2 separate regions of the Homo sapiens genome follow, and region 2 is linked to region 1. Evidence: read pairs that join two places in POLR2A ChIA-PET (ENCODE). Cell type or tissue: PC-9. All regions are shown on one strand. Each heading gives the region's core, and the rest is flanking DNA. Links, peaks and the distances in the headings are about the cores only.

Region 1 (8,104 bases), core at 1,183-6,182:
ATATATTAACCCTAACCATGACATATAATGACATTTTCTTTAAAAGCGTTTAAATAAATTTTTTATCTTTAATGCATGACACACTATTGGATATCATCTGGAAATATTGAGAGCTATAACTTTTTGTTATCAAAAAAGCACTAGAGCACTTTTTTTGTGCTCTATAAGCAAGCACTGTGAAGCTGCTTTTCCAGGGAGTCTTTTTTATCAGAGTCTTAGAACGAACATGCCCTGCAGTATAGATTCTTTCTTTCACCAGTTGTGTCTGGGGGAAAGAGATGAAAACTACCAGTGTGCTCTCTGCTCCTCTAATTAACATACACCTCCTTTCTAGAAATTCAGGGATTTCTTTGGAAAGAGAAATTTTTTTTTTTTTTTTTTTTTTTTTTTTTTTTTTTTTTTTTTTTTTTTTTTGAGACGGAGTCTCGCTCTGTGGCCCAGGCGGGAGTGCAATGGCGCAATCTTGGCTCACTGCAAGCTCTGCCTCCCGGGTTCACGCCATTCTCCTGCCTCAGCCTCCCAAGTAGCTGGGACTACAGGCGCCCGCCACCACACCCGGCTAATTTTTTGTATTTTTAGTAGAGACGGGGGTTTCACCGTGTTAGCCAGGATAGTCTCGATCTCCTGACCTCGTGATCCGCCCGCCTTGGCCTCCCAAAGTGCTGGGATTACAGGCGTGAGCCACCGTGCCCAGCCCGAAAAATGTTTATTATAAATCTATCCTTCCTAAAAAAGACATTACTGGCTTTTTTTTTTTTCAAAGAGAGATTTATAATATGCCAGGTTGAATTTAGGGGAAAAAAATAAAAACAAATAAGAGTTGAATGTTGGGCTACAGAAAGCAGATATTCCAGAAGATTTAGTGAAATTATATTCTTTGAAAATATTGTAAGAGAGTTAGGAGAGTGAGTTCAGTATTTAATTAAAGGCAAAAACAAGATCCTGTGTTTGAAAAACAAGATATACTAAATGAACATGTCAATCTTTAAAGACATGAATTGATTCTCATGGAATTTGGGTACATTTAAACAATGCACCTTCTTCATTACAGTGCTATAAGGTATTTGGATTTACACTGCAAATTTGGAATTCAACCTGATTTCATTTTCTTCCCTAAATCTCAACATATATATTACATTATTTGGTATGCCTTTAATCTTAAATTTACAAAGAAATTATTATCAACACAGGTGTTCTGAGTCTGGAGTGGAAATATTTAAACAGATTTGATTTTTAAAGTGGTCTGATACTCATTTTTTAAAAATGTACATTTTTATATTTGGGGTTTGTTATAAACTTTGCCTTTTTAAATAATGCAAAAATGCTCTAGGTTATTCACTGTCTTTTCAATTTTGTTCTCCTTTGGAAAAAAGGAGGAAGTAGTTACTACTTAAGGACAAGTAGCAATTTCAGACGCGCGCACGCACACACACACACACACACACACACATCACACACACAGAAATCCACAACAGCACTCATGGAATTTAGGACTGATTAATTTACATATTATTTAAGCATATTTTCTGACTTCAAACTCCTGGTTCTAATAACTAAGCATTTACATTTACAATATTAGCTTCTATGAGAAGAGAGCGTTCTCCCTCTTCCCCTTTAATTCCACCTTAAAACATCTGCAAAAGCGCAAGGAGACCAGCCCACATTTTAGCCCCTCCTACTCAGGATAAGACTTTCTCTAAGTCCGGAGCTGAAAAAGGATCCTGACTGAAAGCTAGAGGCATTGAGGAGCCTGAAGATTCTCAGGTAACTCTGGGAACTGTAAGCAATATATTTATTCTTCCTCTGCTCCACTTCTCTCTCCCACCCTCCTTAGCTTTTACTTGGTAGTTTACTTGGAAGGAAGAAAGGACGGAGGGGAAACCTCGCTGCTTTAAAAAGTCAGCATGTCCTCTGCCTTTTGAAGTGAAACACAGATTAGGGACCTCAATTTTCTTCAAACCCACGCAGATTTGCCTTCCTGGATCTAAATGCACTGTGGAGTCAAAGATTAAGGTGTTTCTTTGGGTTGGAATCCCAGAAAGTTAGCATTCAAAACGGCGGTGAGGTGGCGCTTATTAGCGTTCCACGTGATGACACCCAATGGTTACTGATCCCCAAACTTGAGCAGCAGCATGCTGTGCTGTTTGACAGCCCTAGCGATCTTTAGCGAGAGACTTTGTTGACTCACTTAACTTTTAATTTCTAAAAATTGGTCATTTTTGTTACTTATGGGACGCTTTCCTGGCTAGTCAATATTTTGCAGAATTATGCGAAAGAAAGAGGATTATTGAAAAATTAACTGTAAACGGACTGGTGTTCTGATGATCCACCCTTCCCCTAAGTTACTTGGCTTGCCAAGAGAAAAAAAAAATCTCAAAACTAGATACTAGAAAAGATTTGATCAAATTACATAGTTAAATTTTGAGTGTGGATATTTCAGTAATTTTGTTTCCAAAAAAAACAGAAAAAAAAGGTATTTGATTTTAAAGTATCAGTGGATGAATGTATCTGTCTCCTACAATTTATAATCATTTTAGTCTTAAAAATAAATTCACCTCCAAAACCAGAACAAGAAATACTCCTCATATGGGTTGATGATGTCAGCATTTATTCAGCTAAGGCAGATGGAGAGTATTAGAGGCGTACTGTCTGAATGGGTGTCAATTCTAAAGTTATATTTGCCAATATAATTTGAGTTCAAAGAAGATTTGTATTTTTGTTTCTCTTTGTTGTTTAAATTTAGAATTGTGGCTCAAGGGATATTTGTAGAGGACTGTAGTGAAACAAGCTCTGTTAAGAATTTTAAAGTTACATTCTACAGGTTCCTACACCTTGCCAATCAAGTTAGAGGTTGGGATAAGAAACAGGTATTTACTTCTTTCATTAGCTCCGGAAGAGTTAAATTTTAAATTAAGCAATAATTGTGAAATGCATAGAGAAGTGTTTAATGTGCATTTGCTCAAAGGAGTTTTACAAACTTCCCTTAGGGGAAGCATATTTTTTGAGATAAGACATTGCATCTTTTTAACATATTTTTAAAAAGTAAGTTATTCTGGCTGGGCGCAGTGGCTCATGCCCGTAATACCAGCACTTTGGGAGGCCGAGGCGGGTGGATCACTTGAGGGCAGGAGTTCGAGACCAGCCTGGCCAACGTGGTGAAACCCCATCTCTACTAAAAATAGAAAAACTAGCCGGACGTGGTGGCAGGTGCCTGTAATCCCAGCTACTTGGGAGGCTGAGGCATGAGAATCGCTTGAACCCAGGAGGTGGAGGTTGCAGTGAGCCAAGATCGCGCCATTGCACTCCTGCCTGAGCGAAAACAGCGAAGCTCTGTCTCAAAAAAAAAAAAAAAAAAAAAAAAGTAAGTTATTCTGAAGTGTTTTGCATTTTTGCATTTACATTTAATTAGGAAAAGAAAAATTATTAAATAGATTTTTAGCAACTGAAAATGTTCATTCCATAGAGGTTATTTGGCTTATGTTTTTAACCCATTATCTTTTCTAGTGCTGGTACTTAGAAAGCAGTCATAAAATCGAATCATCTACATATTAAAATTATGTTCCAGGAATAAAAAAGAGGAAGACAGAATTAGTTGTGGTTCCCATTCATCTTGTTTGCTTTTATTTACCATCAGTTTTTTCCTCCTTCTTGCTCCAGATTGTATAGCTTGCTTGCTTGCTTGCTTGCTTTCTTTCTTTCTTTCTTTCTTTCTTTCTTTCTTTCTTTCTTTCTTTCTTTCTTTCTTTCTTTTTCTTTCTTTCTTACTTTTTCTTTCTTTTCTTTTTCTTTCTTTTGTTTTTGTTCCATCAAAGACACTTTTATAATCTTGTGACAGGTATGGACCCCTCCCTAGAATAATGCACATTATGCCATTCCAACACACACAAATTTAAAAACACCTTTAAGAAGTTCACAAATCCCCAAAGACAATTCATATTACATGAAAATGCAGTATTTCTTAAAACTTTGGAGTTTTCTGATAATATAAAATGATTAATTATAAAATCATTTTACTTATAAGTAAGGAACTAACAGTGGATATTGTAGCACCCACATAGTCATTTATTCATTGGTATTCTAGAACTCCAAGCAACTTGGTATAATGGAAAAAACTGCTTGCCTGAAACCAGGTGACCTAGGTTCTAGACTCAACCCCAATAATAATTAACTGTACAATATTACGCTTGACATTTTTCTGTAACATCTGTTGCTTTTATTGCCGAATGCAGTAAGTGAAACATAATAAGAAAATCAGATGCAAGTTATTTTTTATTGGATTGTGGGGTGTCTATATTTACTACTTTTATTCCAAAATTCCTAATGACATTTCCCAGAATGATTAGTTTTTATAACACTATTGTTTATTATAAAGATAAATCACACTCACTGCTTAAAATTTCATTAAATATAGAAAATTGCAAGGAAGAAAAAGAAAATATTACCTATTATTTCCCCCAAGGTACTTTTAAAATGTAATTCAATCATTAATTCAATCAACAAATATCTATTGAGTACCCAGTATGCATCAGCAAAGAGACAGACAAGAAGTTCATGTATATACATGTTTATATGTCTAGATATGTTTCTATACATACATGTAGTTTTACAAAATTGTGATCACACTGTTCATGCTGTTTTGTAACATGCTTCTCCCTCATTCATGAGATGCATTGTTAAAACATGTTTTTTTTAATAATCATGCATTACTTTGTATTCACATATTTAACAAATATTATTAAGTCCCTACTGTGTGTAATGCAAGTAATGGCAATCTATCCATGAGCAAAAGAGTATGGTTCTTACTATATGAAATTTTTCATCTGTATATAGGCTGTACTGGCCAATTATATCTTGTTGGATATTTAGATAGATTAGTTTTCCACTATTATAAATAATTGTTGGATATTTAGATTTATAATAGTTTTCCACTATTATAAATAATATTTCATCTAGGACCTTTTTTATATATGTTAGTATACATTTTTGTTTATTTCCTTATGGTAGATTCTTAAAGTTTATTTTCTAGGTTCTAAAAAAAATTTTATTACTTACAAGTTGTGAGATGATAATCCAATTACTTTATCTCCTTAAAATGTTGTCTTCTCAATTGTAAAATAGAAATAATAATAGTTGGGTATTTTGAGGATTCTTTAAAATATTTAGCGAAATCTCATGGAATGCTAGTGATTATTTTTGACATTTTGCTCTTGAGGAATATGGTATTCATTTATGAGCAATATAAAAGAGTAGAGTTTTCTATGTCAATACTGGGTGCCATCATCAAACAGAGCAAATGACAACAAATCCAACAACTTGGATAATTGATATACGAAAATAGTATCTTGTTTAAATTTACATTTCTTTGTTGAACAAAGTTGAGCAATTTTCATAGTGGCCACTTATATGTCTATGTTTGTGAATTGTCTCTTTCAATGTGATTTAAAAAATTTTTCTCTTTCAATTTCAAATATGATAGATATTAACGGATATAACTTACATAATCATAGCACTTTTGGGGTCCTCAGTAATTTTGAAGAATATTAAGAGTCTTAACAATATAGATGAAATTTTGAACTGGAAGTAGAAATTCTATAAACAATGTTTTTCTCATTTTTGGAGGGTTATTTTTAGTGTTTCCTGAAACCTTTCCCTTAAAAATGGGTGAGAATACATAGAAAAATGAGAGCAAATTATTTTTTATTCTCATAGACTAATAGTTTACAAATGATGGGAAACCTGGAGGGTTCAGAGATGATGGCCAAAACCCAGCACCAGAGACATCCTGGCCTGAATCATGTAAAGAAGATATTGTTAGGACTAAGGGTGGCGTGATGACTGTTCAAGTTTTGTAAGGCTGGGTGCAGTGGCTTACACCTGTAATCCCAACACTTTGGCAGGCTTGAGCCCAAGAGTTTGAGACCAGCCTGGTCAACATAGTGAGATTAATTAAAATCTTATTAAAAATTTTGAAAAAATCAGCTGGATATGGTGGCATGCACCTGTAATCCAGCAATTTGGGAGGCTGAGGCAGGGGGATCATTTGAACACAGGAGTTTGAGGCTGCAGTGAGCTTTGACCACACACCGCACTCATGCCTGGGTGATAGAGCAAGATTTTGTTTCTTATTAAAAAGAAAAGTTTTGTGAGGAAAATAATATTATTGGTTGTGAACAACCAATTTAGAGAAAATGAATTTCAGTTCTGGCCAACTCTTTGTCTTCTACCCCTTGACTATTAGGGCAATAAATAGTTGGGGGAACCAAAAGGTTGGTTCTGGAGTTCTTTCCAAAGAAGACAGTAAATAGAGCAGAGGTTATTCTGGTCCTCTGATACCATTACCTGCCTGTTAATAAAGGATGCATTACATGTATTTGCTACTTTTGCTATGTGATTCTAAGTTTTTTGATTCTTTTTGTGATTCTTAGTGCAAATCTTACAACACACCTTGAAAATACAGTTTACCTTTCCTTATACAAAAAATGAAATAAGCATAAACAACTCAATGCTCACCATAAGCAGATTTGTAAAGCTACCCTACCAGTCTAATCACTTATTAAATGAATTCAAATGAGCTTAGAGAAACTCAGCAGACACCTGACGCTGAAAGTTATCAGTGTCAGAGTTTAGCCATCACTCTCCATTAAAGATAATAGACCAAATTGGCTCTCATTTTTCTTCCCACTCCTTTTTTGGCACATGCAGTTGTGAATCAACTGCTTCCTTTTCCCCAATCTTCCTCTTCATTTGCTTGACTTCTGGAGTCTTCAGGAAAAAAATCGGTATTTTAGGTAACAGTGTGCTTTGAATTAGTAAACAAATGTCATTAATATGTATTCTTCTACAGTACAGAAAACTCATGTATTTATGATACTCAGCTTATACTTGCTTAGGTTTTTGTTTTGTTATTTAATTTACAAGCTGTTTTCTCACTATCTAGTTTGAAAAAAAAATCAGAGGCCCAGTATTTTTTTATTTTCACAGGCTTTGTGGTTGATAAAGGGATTGGTTATGAACTTTGTTTATTTCCACAAAACTGTGTAAGTTAGCAGTACAGGTATGACTATCCACATTTTACAGATGTGAAAAAGAGCTATTGAAAAGTCAAACGTTTTTTTCTTTTTTTTAATGTCTGCCTTATGATTCCATTTTGATGTATTTAAATGTTTAAATATATTGGTTTATATTTTTAGTTTTAATGTGTATTCTTTGAGGTTGTCACACTCTTTCTATTGGAGTTAACATCAGAAAAATTACTGGAGAAGGCCCAGGAAGTCCACTCTCCTGGTGCGTGTTTCCATAATAACTCAATCGTTCTGCCCTTATAACTTGATTACTGATTGACGTAATAGGGGAGGTTGTGCAATTTTGGAACTACATAGTACTTTGTACAGTAGTATGTATACTACTTTAAGAAAATAAAATATATTACATTTTATCTAAAAATACAAAATAAACACATTTCATGAGTTATGTAAAAAGTGCTGATTTTGCCAAATGTTTTGCTTTCAGGTTGGTCGTAGAGAATTTTCTTAGAATTTTCTAAGTATAACCTACAGAACCTATGGCTCTTTCTGGCTCTTATTAAACCTGGCAGTTGGCATAAAGCATTTGTATCAAAATGGTTACTCTGACCTTGGATTTATCATTTGGACAAAATAATTATTATTTTACCTTTCCAAATAATTCAGTAGCTTATGATAAAGCAGATACTCCTTCTCAGGGGTAAAACCCAACATTAGTTATACGCTTGACTTAGTATACATACTATGATGTGGTAATAAATAATGCATACTAGGTCAGGTTTTACTGCTGGATACAACTGTGCCACTAGAAACATTAGGTCAGCACATGGCTTCTGAATTTCAGTCAGTAAATTGACACACTTCTTATTTGCCCCATACTTTTATGCCCACAGTTTTGACAGGATAAGCAAGTTAAATGCAGTACACAGGCAGTAAACTGGGATGTTCACCCCTTATGGAAAAAAGTATTTTTGCAGAATTCTTGGATCTATAAGAAGAGACAGTGTCTGCCTAGGATAGTCTCGAGGCAGATAAATGGTGTTTTAAGTTTTGAAACAAAAAGGCAATTCATTTTGTGGACT
Region 2 (8,104 bases), core at 1,367-6,366, 210 kb before region 1:
AGAGACTATGTCCACTAAACTACAAGCTGTTGAGTGTGGCCAGATCTTGGGTTACCTGTGAAGTTTAGAGAGAAGATAAGACTGGGAAGGTTGGCAGGAGCCAGATGATGTACAGCTTTGGGCTTGGGTTTGATCTGGAAGTTGATGGGAAGCTACAAATTTTCATATTAGAAAGCTCATTGTGATGGCATTGGGGAGGATATATTGGGAGACATGAGACTAACAGCAGAGGTTCAGCGAGGCTTTGGTAGGAATCTAGCAAGAAGTAGAAAAGCCCTAAACTGATACAAGTTGAGTATCCCTTATCCAAAATGCATGGGACTGCTGGGCACAGTGGCTCATGCCTGTAATGCCAGCACTTTGGGAGGCCAAGGCGGGTGGATCACTTGAGGTCAGGAGTTCAAGACCAGCCTGACCAACTTGGTGAAACCCTGTCTCTACTAAAAATACAAAAATTAGCCAGGTGTGGTGGTGGGCGCCTGTAGTCCCAGCTATTTGGGAGGCTGAGGCAGGAGAATCGCTTGAACTCGGGAGACAGAGCTTGCAGTGAGCCGAGATTGTGACATTGCCTTCTAGCCTGGGTGACAGAGCTAGACTCTATCTCAAGAAAAAAAAAAGAAAAGAAAAGAAAAAAGAAAGTGTGAGTCCTCCAAAATGCATGGGATCAAAATGTTTAAGATTTCAGATTTGAGGATATTTGCATATACATAATGAGATATCTTGGGGATAGGACTCAAGTCTAAACATAAGATTTATTTATACTTCATATATATCTTATACAAATAGACTGAAGGCAATTTTATACATTATTTTAAGTAATTTTGTGCTTGAAACGAAGTTTGTGTATATTGAGCCATCAGAAAGCAAAGGTGTCACTATCTCAGCCACCCATGTAGACAATCTGTGGTTGATTAGCATCACTATCATGCTGTTTGCAGTAAAGGAATATCGCAGCTGAAGGGGGCTAGGGGCATCTTTTTTCCCTTGGGGGACACTGAATAAACTGTATATGCACGTGCATTTTGACTGCGACCCATCACATGAGGTCAAGTGTGGAATTTTCCACTTGTGGTGTCGTGTTGGTACTCAAAAAGCGTGGGATTTTGGAGCAGTTCAGATGTCAGATTTTTGAATTAGGATGTTGGGCATTTGAATAAGCATTGAACAAGCAGAGTTGCCTGGCATGGTGGCTCCGCCTTGTAATTCCAGCACTTTAGGAGGCTGAGAAGGGAGGATCAGCTGAGCCTAGGAGTTTGAGACCAGCCTAGGCAACATAGTACGACCTTGTCTATACAAAAAATAAAAGTTATCCAGGCATGGTGGTGCACGCCTGTAGTTCCAGCTACTTAGGAGGTTGAGGTGGGAAGATCACTTGAACCCAGGAGATCAAGGCTGCAGTGAGCTGTGATTGCACTATTGCACTCTAGCCTGGGCAATAGAGTGATACCTTGTCTAAATAAACAAATAGACAAGCAAGCAAATCACATAAATAAATAGAATTGGCAGGGTTTAATGATCAATGGATATGGAAGGTGAGGAAAAAGAAAGTCTAGGAGGGCTTTGTATTTCTAATGTGAACAACTGGGTAGTGTCAAGTGTCATTTGCTGAAAAGACAGCACCAAGGATAAGAGGGTTTGTACAGCCACATGATGAATTCAGATGAATTCAGACTGGTACTCTAGAAACAAAGCTCAGCTCAGACTCAAACAGTATGATTCCATGAGGTAGAAGTAGTAGTTGAGGCCTTGACCAAGGAAGAGATAGTCAGGATAAATGTGTAGAATGAGAAAAGAAAAGGCTTATGGTGGAGCTTCAAGTTAAAAATGATGTCTTCGGGCCAGGTGCAGTGGCTCACACCTGTAATCCCATCACTTTGGGAGGCTGAGACAGGTGGATGACGAGATCAGGAGTTCAAGACCAGCCTGGCCAAGATGCTGAAACCTCATGTCTACTAAAAATACAAAAATTAGCCGGGTGTGGTGCACGTGCCTGTAATCCCAGCTACTCGGGAGGCTGAGGCAGGAGAATCATTTGAACTGGAGCGGCAGAGGTTGCAATGAGCCAAGATGGCGCCACTGCACTCCAGCCTGGGCGACAGAGCAGGACTCCATCTCAAAAAAAAAAAAAAAAACAAGGAAAAAAAAAGATGTCTTTGAAATACACAAAAAAGAAACAGGAGGTGGAAGGAGAACAAAGAAGGTGTGGTTTCACAGAGACCAAGGTAAGGTTTCAAGGAGGAAGTGGTGAGGAGTGGAGAAATGTACAATGCCAAGGAAGTGAAGTAAGAGCTTGAAAATTACGTGTTGGATTTGGAAAATGGATGGTCATTAGTGACCATGATTGAAACCATTTCACTGGAGTCATTGAGGCAAAACTCTGAATGCTGTGGCTGGAGAAGAATATGAGCATAAGTTAAGAGGGCAGGTAAAGATGACTTGATCAAGAAGATTGTTTAAAAGAAAAAGGTAAATGATTGGTCAGAAGCTAGAAGAAGACCTAGGGCTCAAGATTTTCTTTCTTTCATCTTGTCTTTCTGTTTGTCTCTGTCTTTTTCTTTCAAGTTTCAATGGGAATGACTTAAGCTCCTTTAAATATTGAGAGGGTAAAACCTAGGTGAAAACACAGGCTGATAGTAAGGACGAATGGATCTAAATGGTGGAGCAAATTTCTGAGAGTGGCTCAAGAGATTAATCCTGGACAGAATTGTTCACTAATGAAAGAAACATAAACAAGCCACGGTGCAGAGCTAGATACGTGTTGGAGGTGAGGCAGGAAGTTGAGAGTGTTGCTGCATCAGATTTCAACTTGAAGTAACAGCACTTTTAAGATCTGCTACTCATTATTGTGCTGGTAACTATGACAGACTTAAATATATATATATATATATTTTCATTTCAAAGCAAGAATGAGTTATAAGGTATGTAAGTGAGATACTTGATATTTGAATATTACTGGCTGGGTGTGGTGGCTCACGCCTGTAATCCAAGCACTTTAGGAGGCTGAGGCGGGCAGATCACTTGAGGTCAGGAGTTCGAGACCAGCCTGGCCAACATGGTGAAACCCCGTCTTTACTAAAAATACAAAAAATAGCCAGGCATCATGGCGCATGCCTGTAATCCTAGCTACTTGGGAGGCTGAGGCAGGAGAATCGCCTGAACCGGGAGGTGGAAGTTGCAGTGAGCCGTGATCACACCACTGCACTCCAGCCTGGGCGACAGAGGGCGACTCAATCTCAAAAAAATAAAAATAATAATAGTAATAAAAATTACTTATAGAGGTGAAGTAATAACAGGAATATTATTATTAAAGGAGTCAGGAAAGAACTCTAAGGTGATCGGTAATCTATTTATCTAGTAACATCCAGATTGATGGAATTATTGAAAAGTTTAAAGATTCATTCTGATCGGCAACTTATTAGAATGGGAGCTGAGTAGAGAAATTTAGATAAGTAAATAGACTGCCAAAACATTGCAAAAATAACAAAATCAATAATAACTAACAACAACAACAACAAAAATCTTGACCACAATAACAATTTCTGAGATACTTGTGAAATAAAATTTGAGTGTTAAGTAAAGTGTATGAAGTTCTTGATTTTGCTAAAATTTTTCAAGGGACAATAGATTAAAAAAATTAAAAATGAATAAAATGTTTTAATCTTTGATAGGTGAAGAAATGGGGGCATTTCTATTATGACCTCAAAACTAAGAAAGTCATTGGTTACACTGGTGCATAAAATTACAGATGAAGTCAGTGCTGATTTTTTTTTTTATATTATGCACACTATTCCTGTTGATTTCTTCCCACAATGCATAATCAGGCCTATTATTTTGAAATAGACTTTGGAAACATTTTTGAAGCTCTGTGTCCTGTAAAAGGAGTGAAGTGTTGCCTCTGAAATATCCCTTAAAAATTACAGTTCTTTGAATAATAATGAGAAGTCTGTGATACAGTTTTGACCAAAATTAGCATTACCCAGACTGATTAGCAATTATAGTCATCAGCTGTGATGACAAATGACCACTGTCTGTTAAAAAGGAAAATCAAACATCCCCAAATTAGAAATCTATGCTGTCATTGGGGATATTCAGAAAAATGCAATCCTGACTTAGTTGGCAGTTCTTAAAGGGGTACATGAAAACTATTTTTAAAATTATTATTGGAATTAAGGTAATTTCTAGCCAGTTTTTATTTTCATGAGCACAACATTAATTTACTTAAATTGCCAGTTCTGATATGTTTGTTAAAGTCAGGTTTTCTTTTTATAGTCATTTTTTCTATTCATTGTTTTTAAAATGATCACTGAGAAATTAATCTATACAGACATATAAATACATGGTTTGTGAAAATTCACACTGTATATGTGTGCTTGTGTAAATGTATTGATAGATCTATAGATATAAGCAGAGAGAAATGTTATTTATATGTCTAATGTAGTTTTAATGTAAGTGATCATGTTATATTGTTCTGCAACTTGATTTTCTACTTATTATTTTAGCATCAATACATTTGCATGTTTTTATATCTCATTTTTTTTTTTTGAGATGGAGTCTTGCTCTGTCGCCCAGGCTGGAGTGCAGTGCCGCGATCTCGGCTCACTGCAAGCTCTCCCTCCTGGGTTCACGCCATTCTCCTGCCTCAGCCTCCCGAGTAGCTAGGACTACAGGCACCTGCCACCACACCCGGCTAATTTTTTTGTATTTTTAGTAGAGACAGGGTTTCACCGTGTTAGTCAGGATGGTCTCAGTCTCCTGACCTCATGATCCACCCGCCTCGGCCTCCCAAAGTGCTGGGATTACAGGTGTGAGCCACCGTGCCTGGCCCACATCTCATTCTTTTTAATGGCCACTTAGTATTCTGTGGTATGGTTATGCTAAAAATTATTTAATCATTCTTCTACATTATTGAAATATTCGTATACATACATACTCTTAAGAGAGTGCCTGGCACAGAGTAAGCTCTCTATGTGCTAGATCTTATGACTATTGCTATATTTTATTGTGATTATTATTAATACATTGCAGATGAGAAAACTGAGTATCAGAAAGATTGGGTGACTTTAACAAGATTGCATGGGTAGTAGAAAAGACAGAATTGGAACCCAGGACTTTTAAATTTTATAAGAGGCAATGACAATACCTGTGTCAGGTTAAAGAAAAAAAAAGGAAAGAAAGAAAAAGAGGTCTAAAGCATACTCTGGGAGAATGGAGAGAAAAACAACTGTGTGATGGAGTCAGGAAAGGACTTCGTTTGAGCTGATCACTATTCCCCTCAGACTAAAACAAAGTGTTTGTCCATCTGAAAGTGCTGATCTACAGTTTTGAGACAGAGGGCAGTGGATGGACAGTGGATGGGTCGGGTTTTGGCAATGAGAGGGAGCTGATTTGAATTAGAGGAAGTAAAAAAGTATGGGAGAGTTCTGTGGGGAATCATTAGGACTCCTTAGGAGATAACAGACGATTCCAAGCAGCAGATGAGGTGAAGTCGAACTCCACTGGACCTGTGGTGGGTGTGGCCAGCGTCATCCATCCAGAGTGAACCCCAACAGGAGCCACTCCGGGGCTGGGGCAGGCGGATGATCTGCAGACAAGGCTTTTAATGGGCTATGTTTGGGAAAAATATATTTTATATATAATAGATTATATTTGTAAAGACTTGTAGTTTCAGGATTTCATACAAATTAGCTTTCCAGTATTGAGCCACTGCAGTTAGGGCCCGGTCTCTGTCCAGCAGGCTGGGTGCCAAGTTCAGTGTCACAGCGTTCAGCAGGTGAGACACTCTTAATAGGCAGACACGGTGCCTCTGAACGCACAACGTGCAGTAAAGGAAATGCAGGCAATCCCTGTAAGGAGGAAGTGGTTAAGGGATCGAAAGCAGCTTGAGACTTGTGCAATGCAGTCATTGTCACCGAAAACTCCAAATGCGTTTTCATTTTCAAATGCTGAATTACACACAGGATTGCACAAGGAAAGTCTCAGAAGACTTCCAACCAGAGAGCCTTGATTCCAACTGGCTTTGCTTCCAAGAGCACATTCGGGACATTTTGAAAACCTGCCCCCAAAGACAAAGAGGAAGTATTTTGTTGTGGAAATCTGGTGGGTGTTTTTTGTGTGTGAATGGATGAGGAAAACTGCACGCTCGTTTAATTCAATAAGTTAATATCATCTGGCAAAAGCATCTCTCATACAGGAGGGATTGAGGGTTTTTAACAAAACATTTTCCCTATGGACCTAATTAATGATTCACTCATTTAGTGTTAATGCACTTACTCATCCTTTAATTTATTACTCAGATATGTTGGCCCCTCACATCCCATTTATCTGTTAGAAACAGTCAAGCTTGCCCAAATATGAATAAAGCTGTTCACTATTTGAGACTTGTATTGATTTTAATTATTTTTATCATAAAAATTATGCATGCAAATATAAATGGGGACTAAATTTCTTACACTTCCTTATAGTTTTTATACAACATAAAATAAAAATAAGTCTATAAAATAGAAATCCAAGCAAAATTTGAATCATTAACTTAATCAGATGAGCAATATTTTACTGCCCACAATAGGCTAGGTGCTGACAGCTATGGCCCAGGTCTTTTTATTTTTATTTTTAATATATAAATTGCATTGTGTATATTTAAGGTATTTAACAAGATGTTATGGGATACATATAGATAGTAAAAAGATTACTAGAGTGAAGCAAATTAGCATATACATTATCTTAATTACCTTTTTTAAAAATTTATTTTAATCCCAGCACTTTGGGAGGCCGAGGCGGGTGGATCACGAGGTCAGGAGATCAAGACCATCCTGGCAAACAGGGTGAAACCCCGTCTCTACTAAAAAATACAAAAAGTTAGCCGGGCGTGGTGGTGGGCACCTATAGTCTCAGCTACTTGGGAGGCTGAGGCAGGAGAATGGTGTTAATCTGGGAGGCTGAGCTTGCAGTGAGCAGAGGTCACGCCACCGCACTCCATCCTGGGTGACAGAGTGAGACTCCATCTCAAAAAAAAAACCCACAAACAAACAAACAAAAAATTATTTTGAGGGCAAGAGATCTACTCATTTAGCATGAATTCCAAATACAATGTTATTACCTACAGTCCTCATGTCATATATTAGATCTCTAGACTTGGTCATCCTACATATCTTGTACTTTGTGTCCTCTGACCTGTATCTCCTTATTTCACACCACTCCACCCCCACTAAACCACTGTTCATGCTTTACTTCTGTATATTTGAAAATTTTTTTAGATTCCTCATATAAATGAAATCATACAATATTTTTTCTTTCTGTGTCTGGCTTATTTCACATAGAATAATGTCTTCTAGGCTTATCCATTTGTAGTAAGGTCAAGGTCTCATTCTTTTTCAGGGCTGAATAATATTCCATTGTTTTGTATGTACCACACACAGTTTCTTTATCCATTTGTCCATTTACAGACACCTAGATTGTTTCCATATCTTGGCTATTGTGAATAATGCTGCAATGAACACAGGAAAATACAAAAATTAGCTGAGTGTTGTGGCAGGTGCCTGTAATCCCAGATACTCAGAGGCTGAGTCAGGAGAATTGCTTGAACCCAGGAGGCAAAGGTTGCAATGAGCTGAGATAGAACCACTGCCCTCCAGTCTAGGCAACAAAACAAGACTCTATCTTAAAATAAATAAATAAAATAAAATGAACACAGGAGTGCAGGTATCTTTACAAGGTGGTGATTAAATTTGGGGGGTATATGCAAAGATGAGGGATCACGGGGTGATGTGATAGTTCTATATTTAATTTTTTGAGAAGCCTCCATCTTGTTTTCCGTAATGGCTATACCAGTCTACATTCCCAGTGACAACTCACAAGGATTTTTCTCCACATGCCTAGGTTCCTTTGCAGTTGGCCAACATCAGCTGCAATGTGGCATTTATTGACTCCATTTGGCTACAGCTTTTCTCACATTGTCACACAGGGTGCTGGCAGAGTCTAGTGGGTAAGGGCAGAGGCTCTACAGCAAGATCGCCTAGTGGTGTGAATCCTGCTTCTGTTATTAATTACTGACTCTGTGACTTTAGGCAAGTTACCTAATCACTTTGGGATTCAGTTTCCATTTCTG

What was found. ChIA-PET counts read pairs that join two places held together with the same protein. Peaks named below come from ENCODE experiments on the same cell type or tissue, not always from the same donor. Only the 100,000 strongest peaks of a DNase experiment are listed, where the experiment ranks them.
Region 2: POLR2A ChIA-PET joins it to region 1 with 6 read pairs; 2 of 35 experiments call an interaction of 5 or more read pairs at or near these places.

What each region holds. Positions count from the first base shown.
Region 1 is chr1:186,827,272-186,835,375 of GRCh38, forward strand. PLA2G4A (phospholipase A2 group IVA) reads left to right here and starts at 1,678. Exons shown (of 18, transcript NM_024420.3): 1 at 1,678-1,764. In PC-9, for the core only: no CTCF peak of the experiment used is centred there; no DNase peak of the experiment used is centred there; H3K4me3 peaks cover 1,186 bases.
Region 2 is chr1:186,612,744-186,620,847 of GRCh38, forward strand. No RefSeq gene overlaps it. Among named protein-coding and RNA genes, the nearest start is that of PTGS2, 64 kb to the right of the region's middle. In PC-9, for the core only: no CTCF peak of the experiment used is centred there; no DNase peak of the experiment used is centred there; H3K4me3 peaks cover 559 bases.